Linked DNA regions of Homo sapiens: region 2 is linked to region 1. A link is a contact called in ENCODE Hi-C or POLR2A ChIA-PET data. All regions are on one chromosome and are shown on one strand. The core of a region is the stretch at or near the end of the contact, and the rest is flanking DNA. Distances in the headings are between cores, read along the strand shown.

Evidence for each region. A loop is a pair of places that touch in the nucleus more often than their neighbours do. ChIA-PET counts read pairs that join two places held with the same protein, here RNA polymerase II (POLR2A). Pooled maps may share reads with other maps.
Region 2: a map of endothelial cell of hepatic sinusoid shows a loop between it and region 1 (5-fold over the local background). The contact joins two enhancer-like sites. A Hi-C loop is called at or near these places in 1 of 168 maps with a recorded cell type or tissue (endothelial cell of hepatic sinusoid) and 2 of 50 pooled maps. POLR2A ChIA-PET finds 5 or more read pairs at or near these places in 5 of 52 experiments (WTC11, activated CD4-positive, alpha-beta T cell, activated CD8-positive, alpha-beta memory T cell and 1 more).

What each region holds. Positions count from the first base shown.
Region 1 is chr11:62,002,318-62,006,910 of GRCh38, reverse strand. No RefSeq gene overlaps it. Among named protein-coding and RNA genes, the nearest start is that of FTH1, 37 kb to the right of the region's middle. Within about 2 kb of position 2,175, at least 11 of the 41 ENCODE cell types and tissues checked have a DNase peak (open chromatin) inside an H3K27ac peak, as active enhancers do.
Region 2 is chr11:61,896,065-61,900,963 of GRCh38, reverse strand. It overlaps RAB3IL1 (RAB3A interacting protein like 1), which reads left to right. Exons shown (of 10, transcript NM_013401.4): 9 at 1,584-1,650; 10 at 2,604-3,663. The coding sequence ends at 2,686. Among named protein-coding and RNA genes, the nearest start is that of FADS3, 7.0 kb to the right of the region's middle. RefSeq lists enhancers at 1,376-1,445, 557-1,528, 1,496-1,545 and a silencer at 1,896-1,945. Within about 2 kb of position 1,368, at least 10 of the 41 ENCODE cell types and tissues checked have a DNase peak (open chromatin) inside an H3K27ac peak, as active enhancers do.

The sequences.
Region 1 (4,593 bases), core at 926-3,425:
AATGAACACAGGTCCAACTCTTTAGAGAAACAAATTTAATAAAGCAAAACACTCTTCTCCCTGGACTACATTGGCCTGGGCAGAATATTTGGGGTTCATGATAGATTTTCAGTCAAAATATCTTATCTAAATTTTTTTTTTTTTTGAGACTGGGTCTCATTCTGTTGCCCAAGCTGGAGGGCAGTGGCATGATTGCAGCTCACTGTAGACTCAGTCTCCCGGGATCAAGCGATCCCTTTACCTCAGCCTCCCAAGCAGCTGGGAGTATAGGCATAAGCACCACATTCAGCCTTATCTGAACTTTGAACATTGGTATGACCTTGGTTCCTTTTTCTTTGGAGACGAAGTCTCGCTCGTCGCCCAGGCTGGAGAGCAGTGGCACGATCTCGACTCACTGCAACCTCCATCTCCCGGGTTCAAGCAGTTCTCCTGCCTCAGCCTCCCAAGTAGCTGGGACTATGGGTGCGTGCCATCACAGCCGCCTAATTTTTTTTTTTTTTGAGACCCAGTCTTGCTTTGTTGCCCAGGTTGGAGTGCAGTGGTGAGATCTCTGCTCACTGCAAGCTCCGCCTCCCGGGTTCACACCATTCCTCTGCCTCAGCCTCCCAAGTAACTGGGACTATAGGCGCCCACCACCATGCCCAGCTAATTTTTTGTGTTTTTAATAGAGACGGGGCTTCACCATGTTAGCCAGGATGGTCTCGATCTCCTGACCTCGTGAACCACCCGCCTCGGCCTTCCGAAGGGCTGGCATTACAGGCGTGAGCCACTGTGCCCGGCCAATTTTTTGTATTTTTAGTAGAGACGGGGTTTCACCATATTGGCCAGGCTTGCCTTGAACTCCTGACCTCAGGTGATCCACCTGCCTCAGCCTCCCAAAGTGCTGGGATTACAGGCGTGAGCCACTGCATCAAGCCCCTTGGTTCCTATTTTATTCCCAGAAGAGAAACTCTTCTGGGGAGGTGGCCATCCACACGCTGAAAAATGGCTTCTCCTTTTTAATCTTAACCAACTGTCCAAGTCAGAGAAACACAAATTCACGCTGTAAAGTCTTGGCCTAGGAGTCACTTCCCCTGGGGAAGCTGGTAGCCCCCCATCTTGTCAGTGCCCTTCCTATCAACCCCTCAGTAAGCTCTCCTAAAAGAAAAAGGCTGTGAGTCCAATTATATGGTTTGTGGGAGAGAAAAACCCTTGGTCCCCTGGGTGGTAGCAAATGGAGGACACTTAAAGGCTGGCAGTTGGTGTCTGGGGAACAGTCTGGATCTCCTATACTCCACGACCTACAGATTGCAGGCAGCTGGTCAGGTGGAGTCAGGCAGTCAGTTCTCCCATCCCCCGTCCCAACCCCCGACATCATGGGACAGAAAAAGCTGGCACCCGTGGGTGGGAAGAATTTCAGAGAGAAAGAGGGAGATTGAGCAGAAGAGGGAGGCTGCTTGCAGCCCTGAATAACATCTTTCTTTGCATATTTTCTTCCTCCAGAACAGTTTGGAGGCACAGTCCAGCTGCTGCCTTGGCTTTTGATCAGAATGATTACCCACAGGCCCATCCTTTCTTAGCACTGTTAGAGAACAGAGAGATGGCACTGGCTTCCAAAGTGTCCCGCGGGTGTCTTTTCTGCCTTTTTCTATCCTTCCATCCATTCCTGTGGGTTCTCGGGCAGCTGCTCATTTGAAAGAGAGGAGAGAGACATTTTTTTGTTTGTTTGTTTTGAGACGGAGTCTCGCTCTGTTGCCAGGCTGGAGTGCAGTGGCACGATCTCGGCTCACTGTAACCTCCGCTTCCCAGGTTCAAGCGATTCTCCTGCCTCAACCTCCCGAGTGGCTGGGACTACAGGCACATGCTACCACCATGCCCAGCTAATTTTTGTATTTTTAGTAGAGATAGGGTTTCACCACGTTCGCCAGGCTGGTCTCGATCTCCTGGCCTTGTGATCTGCCTGCCTTGGCCTCCCAAAGTGCTGGGATTACAGGTGTGAGCCACTGCGCCCAGCTGAGAGACATTTTTTAAGAGCAAAATCCATGCATGGCCAGGCCTCGGAATCTTTCTAAGGCCTCCTAGACTCTCAGGGGACCCACCATGGCAGTGGCACTGACATGCAGCCCAGGGTTGTGGTCCAAGGAGGGCTTATGAGCTGACTCAGAGGAAGTAAGCTTGTTCTTGGCTGCAGGGCAAGACTAGCCATGGAGGTGGGCTCTGGCCAGCTGGTCTGATATTCTTGCTGGTCCTGACTTTCATTTCCTCTGGAAATCCCGCACACTTGACCACAGAGGCTTTTGCAATATGTGTGTATCCTAATTCCCCTGGGGTTTTTCTCTTTTTGTTTTCTGAGGAGTGGGTCCACTTCAGTAAAATTACACACAAAGTTGGAGCTTTCTGTTCCAGGAAGGCAAAGGTTACAATTCTAGCAAGCCTAACACCCAAAAACACAAAACGCTGAAACCAGGAGAATGAGTTAGAAAATATGTATCCATGGCCAGGCGCAGTGGCACACGCCTGTAATCCCAGCACTTTGGGAGGCCAAGGCGGGTGGATCACGAGGTCAGGAGTTCAAGACCAGCCTGGCCAAGATGGTGAAACCCCGTCTCTACTAAAAATACAAAAAAATTATCCAGGCGTGGTGGCGCATGCCTGTAATCCCAGCTACTCCAGAGGCTGAGGCAGAGAATTGCTTAAACCTGGAGGGGCAGAGGTTGCAGTGAGCCGAGATCGTGCCACTGCACTCCAGCCTGGGCGACAGAGCGAGACTCCGTCTAAAAAAAAAAAAAAAAGAAAATTTGTACCCTGGCAGGTCACGGTGGCTCACACCTGTAATCCCAGCACTTTGGGAGGCTGAGGAGGGTGGATCACCTGAGGTCAGGAGTTCGAGACCAGCCTGGCCAACATGGTGAAACCCCGTCTCTACTAAAAATACAAAAATTAGCTGGGCGTGGTGGCAGGCACCTGTAATCACAGCTACGCAGGAGGCTGAGGCAGGAGAATAGCTTGAACCCGGAAGGTGGAGGTTGCAGTGAGCCGAAATTGCTCCACTGCACTCCAGCCTGGGCGACAAGAGCAAGACTCCATCCAAAAAAAAAAAAAAGAAGGCGAGGCGCAGTGGCTCGCGCCTGTAATCCCAGCACTTTGGGAGGCCGAGGCAGGTGGATCACCTGAGGTCAGGAGTTCGAGACCACCCTGGCCAACATGGTGAAACCCCATCTCTACTAAAAATACAAAAAATTAGCTGGGTAGGGTGGCAGGCACATGTAATCCCAGCTACTTGGGAGGCTGAGGCAAGAGAATTGCTTGATCCCGGGAAGCAGAGGTTGCAGTGAGCCAAGATCGCGCCACTGCACTCCAGCCTGTATGACAAGAGCGAGACTATCTCAAACAAAACAAAACAAAACAAAAAAAACAGAAACCTAGCTCCTTCAGCCTGTTCCCACCTGTGTCACTTACTTTTAAAGTTCTGCAAGCCATGTGGGCCCACCCACTTTTTCCAGCCTGGGGTTCCCTGGGTTCTAGCCCCATGCAGACAGAGAACTTCCGACGGACTTGTTCACAGGGGCTGGGAGTCTTCCGGTTTAAGTAAAGGATGGTGGCAGAGGTGCATCTTCTGCCCCAGAAACATCTCGGCTGAAGGAGACTCCATCTGCCTGGCCCAGCGTAGGGAGAATATCAGCCCATTGTTGGTGAAGGTGTTTCCAGGGACAGGGACAGTGGGCTGCCTCTTTCTCCAGCGATCTCCCCTCAGGGGCATATGTGAAGAGGAAAGCTGAAGAAAGAAAAGGCCAACTCGTCCTCTTGGCTCAACTTGTCTCTCCAAGTCATCTTCTTCCTCACTCCATCCAAACCCAAGTACCATCCACCCATCCAATAGATAATGACTGAACATCCCCAGGTGCCAGACACCCTTCTAGGTACTGGGATACGGCAGTGATGATGACAGTAAGGCCCAATGACTCTCAGAAAGTTCACACTATAGTCAGTGGAGGCTGGAAAGGGTCAGTATATTCCACGGAAATAGTGTTAACTACAAGAAAGCAAAACCAGTAATGGCATAGAGAGGGACTGAGTCTTGGGGAGATGAACTCCTTTGCGGAGGGGTCAGGGAAGGCTGCTAGGAGCTGACTCTCCAGCTGAGCCCTCCATTCTGAGAAGAGGCCAGCCCAGGAGAGATTAAGGGAAGAGCATCCGGGCAGAGAGAACAGCGAATATGGAAGTCCTGAGGGGCATCGAAAATGCCGGAATCTGGAGGTCCAGGGAGCACTCTGGAAAATCTCTTGGATTGTTATCCCTCTCATCTGGTTACTCGCGGGGATGCTCATGGAAGCAGGAAATCTTTCCTGTCTGCATAAAGTGTATACACATTTACATGGAGCGTTGGCCAAGCATGGTGGCTCACGCCTGTAATCTCAACACTTTGGGAGGCTGAGGCGGGTGGATCCCTTGAGGTCAGGAGTTCAAGACCAGCCTGGCCAATATGGTGAAACCCTGTCTCTACCAAAACTACAGAAATTAGCCGGGAGTGGTGGTGCATGCCTATTTTCCCAGCTACTTGGGAGGTTGAAGCAGGAGAATCGCTTGAACCCAGGAGGCAGAGGTTGCAGTGAG
Region 2 (4,899 bases), core at 119-2,618, 110 kb after region 1:
CTGCAGCCCCTACCCTGTGGATTTGTGCCCACTGAGCCTTGTTCAGTGGCCACTTATCTCCATCACCGCTTTCCAGGCCCAACCATGGCTCAACAGCAGGCCCCACAAAAGATGTTCCCGTGCTCAACAATGTCACCTCTAGCACTTTAAGTCCCTGGCCTGGGTGTCCTGCTGCACTGGATGAAGCTGGGGGTGGGAGATGAGGTGAGGAGGGTCTGAAGTTTTAGGATGTGGTCCCTGCCCTGAAAGACCAAGACATGTGGGGTCCACAGGGAGAAGTGTTTTCTCCCTAGCACACTCCCTGGAGAGGGAAAGCCCCCTCCCTGCTACTCCCTGCTCATGAGCCTCTGTGGGCATCCACTGTCCCTGCTCCTGTCCTGAGCTCTGCCCTGCCCCACCCTCCTGCCGCAGCCTCTCCTCAACCCTCCCTGTGCAGCGGTGTCCCTGCCACGACGGGCTGGTCCCCCGACCTCGCCCCGCTCTCTCGCACCTCCCTATCTTTGCCAGGCCACCACCGTCCCGCCCCTCCCCGAAGCTTCTCCACTCCCCAGCCTGCGGGTGCCCCTCTCACTTGATGTCCCTCCCCAGGAGTGTTGGACATTCAGTAGGGGCTGTTGCGGGCGGGCACAGCCGCCGGCTACCTTCCACCCTGTCTTAGGCTGGGTTCCGAAGAGGCAGAGCCTCACCTGGAGATTGTGTGCAGCTCCCAGGAGAATGAGGGAAGGGACGGGGGAGTCCAGCCAGGATGTGGCCTTAGCTACAGCCCAGCTTCAGCCCCATCCACCGGGCTCTTAGCAGAGTTGATTCCACCCTGAGGCAAGGGGACTGTCCTTTCTATCTCCACACAAGTCAGTCATCGGCTGAGGTCTACAGGAGGAGTGAGTACAGAGGGGGGCACCTCTGAGCCATTAGTGCCCCCACTCTCAGCAGCTGGGAGATGGGGCCCGGGCCTGGGAAGGGGCCCTGGGCCAGGCACCAACAGTACCCTCTCCGTGGTGTGAGTCCTCATAGCAGTGTCTGAGCCAACACAGGGTCCCCGGGGCCTGGCATGGAGCAGGCCTGAGGCCCCAGGGGCCCCGGGCAGCCCAGGTGAGCGGCTTCTGACCCCCTTTCCTTTCCCAGTGTTATCAGTAGCACTGGACTGAGGCCTGGCTGGCCCAAAACTCCAGCATCTGGAGCAAGCCGGCCTGTGAGAGGGCGAGTGTAGACTCCGGGACAGCCTGCCCGGTTCATCTCACAGCTCTGCTGCATGCTGGTTCATTAGCTCCGCCATCTCCGTGATGGATGTCAGCGGCTTTCCCCGGGTGGCTCCGCTTTCCCCCATGTAAGATGGAATAATAAGCGCGTCTGCTCCGTTCGCTGCAGGCGCTTGATGAAATGGCTGCTGCTGCTGCTGCTGCTATTACAGCAGGGCTAGTCATGCTGTTGTTGATTACTACTTGAAAGCCCAGTCCCAGCTGAGTCAGGGAGCACTGCCTGGCTCTGCAGGGACCTGGGGCCTCCTGCTCTGGACTCAGATCCGCCTGTCAGGGGACCCCCAGCGTGGGGCTGGCAGGTCACACCGTCCCCACCTCTGCCCACAGATCACCGCAGTGTGCAACTTCTTCACCTACATCCGCTACATCCAGCAAGGCCTGGTGCGGCAGGACGGTGAGCGCCCCCTGGTGGCCGGTGCAGGGATCGCACACGGGAGTGGGGCTGGATGGGGAAGTGCCCTCTGGGCCCACCTGCCCCTAGTGGAGGCAAGACTCAGCTAGGAGGCTGGGGAGCGGGGAGGGTTGTGGTTTAGTAAAGCGTTCACAAACTTCCTGGGTGCTGAGCTCTGTACCTGAGTCCGTCCGGCTGGTCTTTCTCCTGTCCCCAAACCTCTCCCGGCCCCGCACAAGGGGGCCACCCCTGTGAATCTCTCCCTGGCCCTGGAGGTGGTGGCCCCTCCTCCTGGTCACCTGAACACAGGGTCACCCACCTCCAGCCTTTGCTCCCACTCCACTCCATGCTGGACAGGGCCTCCCTCCACCCCCTCCCCCCACAGCCCATTCTGCAAGGCCTGGCTCCCCGCTCCTCCACCAACCTTTGCTCGCTGCTGAGTCTTCTCCTGAACCAGTCTGGCCCGACCCTCTGAGTAAGGAGCTATCTCCTCTCCATCCTGGGGGTCAAGTCCTCTTGGAGGCCAAGGCCAAGGCATGCTGGGTGTTGACACCTGCTAGGTCCCTGGATGGCCGCTGTGGTCCCCGCCTCACTGCGCAGGGTCCTTGTGAGACCCCAGGGAGGCATCTGTGCCTTGTCTAATGTAGTTCCCAGGTCTGGACCACCGCTGTGGCATGTGACAGCGTGTACCTGCTTGTCTGCGTCGGGCTGTGGGGGTGGCCGTCAGTGTAGTGCAAACAGATCCCTCGGGTGTGGTCGGCACTCAGCAGTTTCCAAGGCTCAAGAGTGGAGCCTCAGAGAGGTCCAGCCACTCACTGAGGTCATCTGTTTTGGGGGCCGGGGACCCTAGGGTGCTGTGCCAGCTGCTCTGTCCAAAGCCACAGGAGGGGACCTGGCCATCTGCCCGAGGTGACCCTGAGCTGTCCCCGACCTGTTCACCCTCTCTCTGCCTGCAGCAGAGCCCATGTTCTGGGAGATCATGAGGTTGCGGAAGGAGATGTCACTGGCCAAGCTCGGCTTCTTCCCCCAGGAGGCTTAGGGCGCGGCCCAGGCCTGAAGGGGAGCTCTGAGACAGAGCAAACACCCACCCCAGAACAAGCCGACACACAGGGAGACGGGGGCCTGGAGCCAGCCCTGAGCCAGAGGCAGAATGGATGGACAGACAGGCCATGGAGGCAGCACTGAGCCAGCACCACACGTCCATCCTGGGACAGACGGGCCTGGACTTCACGGCAAGACCCCCCTCTCTTCCCCACTGGGTTCTGCCACCACCAGGAGGATTTCAAGAAAGCACCAAAGACCAGGGAGCTCGGATCCATACTCGGGGGGCCTCAGCCCTTGGGAGGGGACACCTGAGGCAGCCAGCGCCCCCTCCCCAGTCCCCAGAACTGCCTGCAGGTGCCTTGTTGCTGGCTTGTCTTCAGAAAGGGACTGTTCTGGGTGGCTGGATCTCCAGGGTACCCTCCACCCCAGCTGCCAAGCCCTGGGCCAGCAGCACCCCCTTGTGGCCATCCTGTGCCTTGTTCCCGGTGGCCTCCCTATTGGACTACTAGGAGGGGCTGGCAGGGCCTCCATAGCACAGAATTGCCCCAAAGCCTTGTTAAGATGAGTCAAGACCCCTCCCCCGCTTCCTCCCTTCCTTTCCCCCTTCCTCCCTCCCCCTTCATAAAGGCCTCCCTTGTCACCTTCCCTCCCACCCCGTCTCAGCCCTGTGCTCCTGGAGGCCCTGCTCCCAAAACCGCTGGAAGGACTGGGGCACTTTCTGCCACAGTAGAACACAGACAGGGCTTCAGATCACCCACGCCTGTTTTCAGCTGTGGGTGGCCATGCAGACACGCGCCCTGGCATGTGGGGCCTGGGTGGGCAGGCAGGACCTGGGCCCTCCCACCCATCAGAGCCCACTCAGGACCAGCGTTCGGAGCTCCCACCTGGACGCATCCCTCACCACGTCCGGATTTCCTTCTTTGGATGGAATGTAACGCGATCTCTATTTAATAAAGGCAGGCTTTGTTGGTACAGGCTGGGTGGCCACGCGCCCTCACTCCTGCACCCTGGGGCTCTGGCCAAGGCTTGGGCATCTGAAGGAATGAAACCAAATCCTTTCCCTGCCCGCCCTCGTGCTTGGGATTAAACCCAAATCCTGAAGCCACCCCACCTCCGCCATCACCACTTACTTGCTGTGGGGAGGACTATTTGAGTCCTCCCTTAGTATTCAGAGGGCTGTGGGTTACTGGGGGATGAGCCAGGCCTCCCTCTCCCCGTGGCTGGTGGCCTGCTGTTGGGAAGAACGGCACCAAGGCTGGCTCTCCCACTGCCTCACTGTGGCACCTTGGCCAGGTCCTCCCCTGGGTCTCCTTGCATCCAGCAATGGTTACCTCCAGTCTCACAGAAGCCTGCAGCTCAGAGGCAAAGCATCGAGGCTGCCTGTTGCTCAGTGGGACAGTGGCAGGATTGATTGGTGATGTCTGCTGGAAGCACAGGCGGGGACCATGGAAGCCCAGGTCTTAGACGAGCTCTCAGCAAGGGGCAGCAGTCACAGTTGGAAGAGGTGGGGGTGGCCAGGACCTCTGAGGACCCAGAGTGGGGCTGGGAAGGTGTCTTGTGGTGGCTGAGCCCCTCCCCACCTGTAGGGATGTGGGCCCAGGCCAATAGATGCCTTCTTGGGGTGGTGGAGAGCATAGCAGCTTCTGAGTCGGGTCAGTATCTACTGGGCTGGTGACACCTTGTGGGGACTTCCGTATTGGCCTGAGGCCTTGGTGCCACTCAGCTGGTAGGTCAGGCTAGCTGTGGACTGGCCAGGACCACAGGAAGCCCTCCACCCATGCTGGGGACACCTGTGCTTGAGCTGAGAATGTCCAGGGGGAAGACTGGCAATCAAAAACATACCAGGAACACGCACAGGGCATCAGATGGAAGAGAGGAAAGCAGGCAGGCAAAGGAGGATGTCAGAAAAGGGCGCAAGAGGCTGTGTTCACTGCTGTGATCCCCACAGCCTCTCTTGCGTGGCAGTCGCTTTCTCTCCTCTCTGTCAGTCCTGGGTCAGCTGGGGGGCCAAAGGAAGTTGGAGGTCTGGGCCCTGGAGCTGTCCACCCTACCCCCAGCTTCTGTGCTCCTGGCCCAGCAACACTGAAGACCTAGGAGACACCAGACCACACTCCAGGGGCCAGGCAGAGGGTCCCATACCCCAGACCCGCGCTGCCTGCCCCTGCAATGGCATAGCCTGCTGTCAGACCCCAAGTGGGGTCATAAACA